Linked DNA regions of Homo sapiens: region 1 is linked to region 2. A link is a loop called in an ENCODE intact Hi-C map of the cell type or tissue named here. Cell type or tissue: heart right ventricle. All regions are shown on one strand. Links, peaks and the distances in the headings refer to the core of each region. The heading gives the core; the rest is flanking DNA. Region 1 has its middle 120 kb from the start of LINC01854. Region 2 has its middle 6.6 kb from the start of HS6ST1.

Region 1 (2,914 bases), core at 96-2,595, 1.1 Mb before region 2:
ATGCATCTCCTCATCTTTATGAGCCTGTTGGGACTTTAGTTGAATTGTAAGTCTAGAAGCAAGGAGGGGTGGATTGTCTTTCATGGCAGCTGCCTCAGGGGAGGACATTGCAGTTTCCTCAGGCAATGCAGAGGTAACACCCTCAGATGGGATAGAGGCACGGCTACCCCTGTGCGAGGGAGAACTCTTTTCCTGGGGATTAGGAGGCCTTTTCCAGTGGCAAAGAAGCCTCATCAGAATTTAGGGGCTCAATATCTCCAGCTTCATCAGGGCCTTCCCTCATGTCCCCATTTCAACTTACAGAATCCCTTTTTAAATTTTGCTTTAAATATACATATAAAGACTGTTGCGCTCTGCTCAACGTGCAGAAGGGAAGTCACTTTTTTTTCCTCCTAGACATTAAATTGTACCGGTCTGTCCTCCCTGGGAAAAAGCAATTTGGTATTAGTAGAAAAGCCTTTTGATACCTAGTACTATGTTTTATTTTACCACCAATTAAGCCCTTACTCTTGAGGGCCATAATGTAATGGCATTCCCCTGCAATGTTTTTCATCTCTTTTATTCTTGGACCATGTCAAACTGGGAGAAATTATAATTGATATAATTATTCTATTCAGTGTTTGGAATGCAAATAGAGAAGGACAGATTTGTTTCTTCAGTAACAGCAATGTTTTGCAATAGAAGGCTGTGGTTACTTGATATATTAAAGAAGACACGAGGAGAATGAACAGCAGTGCTGTCACAAAGTGAAGGAAGACACAGCAAAGTGAGGGGGCCAAATGGGAGGTTCTAGGCCTGGAGCTTGCAGACGTTTTGGACAATGGGACATTCACTATCTACTTTCTCTGAACCTTCAGTGTCCCCAGAGTCTACCCTGGAGAATGCTCAACTTGGGCATGTTCTGCTACCTCTCAAAGCTGCTGCCTTGGCTGTTACACATGGTGTCTACTTTCTTCTTCATCCTATTCTAATTCAGCCCCCATTCATTCAGTTCAGTTTTTTCAAGACACTCCCAGATGACAGGTAACTACTGAGTTCATATGTTTCCCTCTTCCTTCAAGAAAGCCATAGCATTGTAGAAGGGAACTCTGTCTCCTCTGGCCTGTAGGTGGCAGTGGGCTGCAGCATATGATGGCAATAGGTTTTGAGGGTGCACCTGGAAAAGGGAGTGTGACTTATCAGGATTGTCTCTAGTGCTGGCTGTGATGAAAGCTGCAGGGACCATGTTACACATTTGCCATCTCTGATGCGGTCCAACCCTCTTGTGTAAAGCTGGGTGTATGGATGCCAGTCACGCCAGTACCTGTGGATCTGCAGACTGCATTGCCATTCAGGCCTCCCTACTGTTCCTGAAACACAGCAAGCATAAGCTCAGCCCGAGGCATTGCCCCTACAGATCCTCCTGCCTGTTCTTTGCTCAAATATTAGTTTCAGAGAGGCTTTCATGAAGACTTGATTAAAAATAACACTGCCTTCCTTGCATATTTCTTCTCCATGTTACTAATCATTAACTAATCAATCTACTATTGACTTAGTGATGGTAATGAACTGTCTTCCTACCCAGCACACAGATCCTTGAGGTCAGTGGTATTTGTATCACATTTTCTCTGCTCTCTTCCCCGTGCTGGAAGATTGCCTGACACAGAGTCACCTCTCACTAAATAGCTGTTAAATAAAATAATAAATTGACTATTACACTTGCTTTTTGATGAACTTTCTCCTTTTATATTTTCCTTATTTTTTGCTATATTTCTGTTTTCCTTCTGCTACTTTCTTTGGGCTTTCTGACTTGGGCTTTATCTTCATCTGTTATATTAGGCATATTAATTGAATTTTCAAAACATTCTTTATCCATACTCATGAGGAGTCCTGGTAGGGTATTTTGTAGAATGCCCTCTGTTGGATTTTGTCTGCTGCTTTTCTCAAATCAGACTGGATTTGTATATGTATGTACATATTTATGGAAAGAAGACCAGAGAGGTACATCATATCAAGACTCCATTATTCCAACATGACCTATATCTATTACTGTTGATGTTGACCTTGACCACCTGGCTGAGAGTGTTTGTGAGGTTTCTCTACTCTAAAGTTACTCTTATTTTCCCCTTTTCCGTATTTCCATATTCCTTTGACAGGAAGCCACTACGAACAGCCCACATACTTTAGGGGAATATCTACATACAATTTTTGAAATTATTCTGCACAAGAGATTGGACTCTGCCCATACTTATTCAATAATTTCTTTATATGAGCATGGACTCATGGCTATTTATTTTATATTTTAAGCTAAAAATTTTATACTGCATTATTTATTGTGCTACTCTAATTGTTCCAGCTTTGACCACTGGGAACTCTTTCAGTTGGTTTCTGTGCTCCGTTGATATACTGTATCTGTGTGGGTTTATATGTTTTTGAGAACTTCTGGCATTACAAGATGCTCCAGACCCATATTGCATATTCCTGTATTGTATCAACCCTAGAAACAGCCATTTCTCCAAGGATCCCTGTTTTACTTTATAGGAGAATCACAGTATAAACCACACCTAGGGATTGGCTATGATCATTACTAGTGGGGTGTAGTTGCTTCTAGACCCTCTCAGTTGATCTAGCAAGGGAATTTCCGTGCATATACAACCCTGTGCACATACACACATCTACAAACATTTTTTTTTCTTAAATTATACTTTAGGTTTTGGAATACATGTGCAGAACGTGCAGGTTTGTTACATAGTATACATGAGCCATGTTGGTTTGCGTACCCATCAACCAGTCATCTAAGTTTTAAGACTCACATGTATTAGGTATTTCTCCTAAGGCTATCTCTCTCCTTGCCCCCCACCCCCCAACAGGCCTCAGTGTGTGATGTTTCCCTCCCTGTGTCCATGTGTTCTCATTGTTCAACTCCCACTTACGA
Region 2 (2,914 bases), core at 150-2,649:
TTTAGTAGAGACGGGGTTTCTCTATGTTGGTCAGGCTGGTCTCAAACTCCCAACCTCAGGTAATCCGCCCGCCTCGGCCTCCCAAAGTGCTGGGATTACAGGCGGGAGCCACTGCACCTGGTCAGATGTGCTTTTCTTCACGTTAAACTTTTTATTATAACTGTGGGTTTGCACGCAGTTGAGTTCCTTCACCAGTCTCCCCCAGTGGCAAGTGGCTAACATCCTGTGGAAATACAGCACAGTATTTCAAGCAGGCTATAACACGGGGACAGCAGCAACCTTGTTCAGATTTCCCCAGTTCTGCCTGCTCTCATTGGTGTGTGTGTGTTCAGTTCTGTACAACTTGATCACATTGTTTGAAATATGTGAATACACCCATCTCATTTGCATCTCCTGGTCCTGCCACCTCCCTCTTCTGCAGGAGGCATCTTTTTGCCTCAGGCGGCCTGGACTCTCAAGAATGAAAACTCGGCTTTAGAATTCCAAAACCAGGCTTTCTGAGTTTGCACCTGGCCCACGGGCTTGAAAGGCAGACTTTGTTGAGATGAGGATTTTGTAAATCTTTTATCTCTTAATATTTCAAGATAGGAGTAGATGTCCTGGAATACAGAGGTGTCTGTGAGGGGCTCTGTCTGCCCTTAGGAGCCTCTGGGTATAGGCTGCTCTGCAGGGCAGGCCCAGCAGGATAGACACGGTGGAGCAGAGGGGCTGAGTTTGTCCTTCCTGGGTTTCTCTGTGGCAGAAATAGAGCCCAGAGGCTTCTTATGCCTCAAATGGGGATGCAGAGCTTGACTGAGGTATGGGCAGGGGCAGGCTGGCCCCCCCATGGCCCACCGGGGCTGGGCTTTTCCCATGACAGCCAGGTCTGGGGGTTGTGGTAAGGCCCAGAGTCCTGCCAGCTGCAGGCCTGGTGCCTGTGCCCATGGCACGCCAAGCAGGCTCCATCAGCCTCCCTAGCTGGACAGTGGCCAGCTCACACCGGGGCCAGCCGCTGCCTATGAACCTCGCCCTTTGCTCTTGCTTTGGGGCCCTCTGGGACTCCCAAAGAATTCAGATCTCGGAAGACCACACATTCTCTTGGGGTGTGTGAGTAGGGACCAAGCAGCCTTGAGACAGGGCCCGAGGGTGACCTGAAGCTAGAAAGCAGAGGGCAGCACTAGCAGGGAAAGCCTGTGTTGTCCTGGGTTGGCTTTTGGTGCTCCGCTGGAGAGGGCAGGCTGCAGCAGGGACAGGCACGTGCTGCCAGCCGTGGAAGCCGGAGACTCCGGGTAAGGGCAGGAATTGGCTCACTGTGCTACCCTCTCTACTTCTGTGTGAATTTAAACTCTTCGTAAACAAAAGTCAAGAAATCAAATAGAGCCTAACAATTATTGGATCAGACTGGGATTACAGGATGGAAGTAATACAGGTTTTCTCTGCCACACAGTGGGATGGGCTCTCAAGAAGATGGGAGCAGATAAAAAGAAAAAGCTATGATTGAGTTCTGGTCTGGACAAGGAGGTATAGACCCATTTCTCCAGCTCCCCTCTTCTAAGCTCAGCTACAAACCCTGGAAATGGCACCAGAGATAGAGTCAAAGGAGGGCGTGGAAAGATGGAAGAGGAAGGTAAGCGCGTCAAGACCCTAGGACAGGAGGAACAGCCCAGCAGCAGGGCACCTTACAACCCCACCCGGCAGGAGGACGTGGTCCAGGCCGGGCTGGGGGCTGGGGGCTAGGCTCTGCCCAGGAGCCCAGGACTTGGGTTTCTCCAAGGGCTGGGAGTCGGGAAATGGGAAGGTGGAGAGGACCCTCAACCAAGGCTCTCACCAGGGAGGGGACACTGTCCCCTTGGCCAAGTCACTATCCTCTGCTCAGCCTCAGCTCCCTGACCTGAGAAATGAGGGAATTATGCCCATAGGGCAGCCGAGAGCACTGAATACAATCATGCACAGAGGAGGCCAGCGCACAGGAGGGCCTGGCACACAGGAGAAGCCGAGTAGCTGGTTTTGAATATGCGGATGCTGATAGGGTGCTTCCCACAAATCGACAGTAGGAATACCTAGCCCTTGGCGTAGACAGGGCTGTGGAATAAGCGTTTGCTTGCTTATTGCTTACCATGACCCTATGAAGTAGGTCCCATTATTATCCTCACTTTACAGATGAGGAAACCAAGGCTCAGAGAGGTTAAGTAACTTGGTGAAGGCCACACAGCTGGTTAGACAGAGCTGGGGTGTGAACATAGCACCTTTACTCCTAATGATAATGTTTAACTTTGTTTTCCTACAACTGAGGCTGAGACCTTCCTCCTTGGCCCCCAGCCCAGGTGGTCCCTCCAGGGACCAGCCTGAGGGTAGGAGGAGTGTCCCAACCCCAGTCACCCAAAAGCCAAAGTCAAGGGCAAAACACGTACCAGGAGGCCCTCACCCGGCCCAAGGCTGGTCAAGACTGCATGGCAGTCACGACGGTATAGACGTGGGTGGCATTGGTGTGGACTCCCTTCTCCAGCCCCCTTACCTGAGGGGTGCCTCTCCCAGCCTCGCGGCCTCAGCTGAGCACCCACTGGCTCTGTGACCTTGGCAAGTGGCCTCATGTCCCTGGGGCTCAGCCTCCCCATCTGTAAGGAGAGGCCCACAGAGCTGCTGTTGGATTATAAGAGATGTGACTGACAAGGGCTCAGCACGCAGACCTTGCCCATAGGGTGATTATTGTTGTCAAAGACACAGCCTGAGGCCCTGGGTGGAGCACAGCCTCCAGCCCAGCAGGTGTGAGCCATACCCCATCCCGTCTGCTGACAGAAATGTGCCTCCCTCTTTTCTGCTGGCCTGAACAGCACCACAGCACTTGTCACCAGCCCAGGCCTTCAGCCAGGTGGACGACCTGGTGTACCACACACCCATGGTGTGACCCTGTCCCTGGATGCTCTGAGAATAGAGG

Evidence for each region. Hi-C counts contacts between places; a loop is a spot of excess contacts. Peaks named below come from ENCODE experiments on the same cell type or tissue, not always from the same donor. Only the 100,000 strongest peaks of a DNase experiment are listed, where the experiment ranks them.
Region 1: it touches region 2 in a loop (11-fold over the local background); 11 of 110 quality-filtered maps call a loop at or near these places.

What each region holds. Positions count from the first base shown.
Region 1 is chr2:129,395,598-129,398,511 of GRCh38, reverse strand. No RefSeq gene overlaps it. Among named protein-coding and RNA genes, the nearest start is that of LINC01854, 120 kb to the right of the region's middle. In heart right ventricle, for the core only: a CTCF peak has its summit at 1,108 (motif pointing right); no DNase peak of the experiment used is centred there.
Region 2 is chr2:128,324,042-128,326,955 of GRCh38, reverse strand. No RefSeq gene overlaps it. Among named protein-coding and RNA genes, the nearest start is that of HS6ST1, 6.6 kb to the right of the region's middle. In heart right ventricle, for the core only: a CTCF peak has its summit at 1,147; a DNase peak (open chromatin) is centred at 1,105; H3K27ac peaks cover 1,383 bases.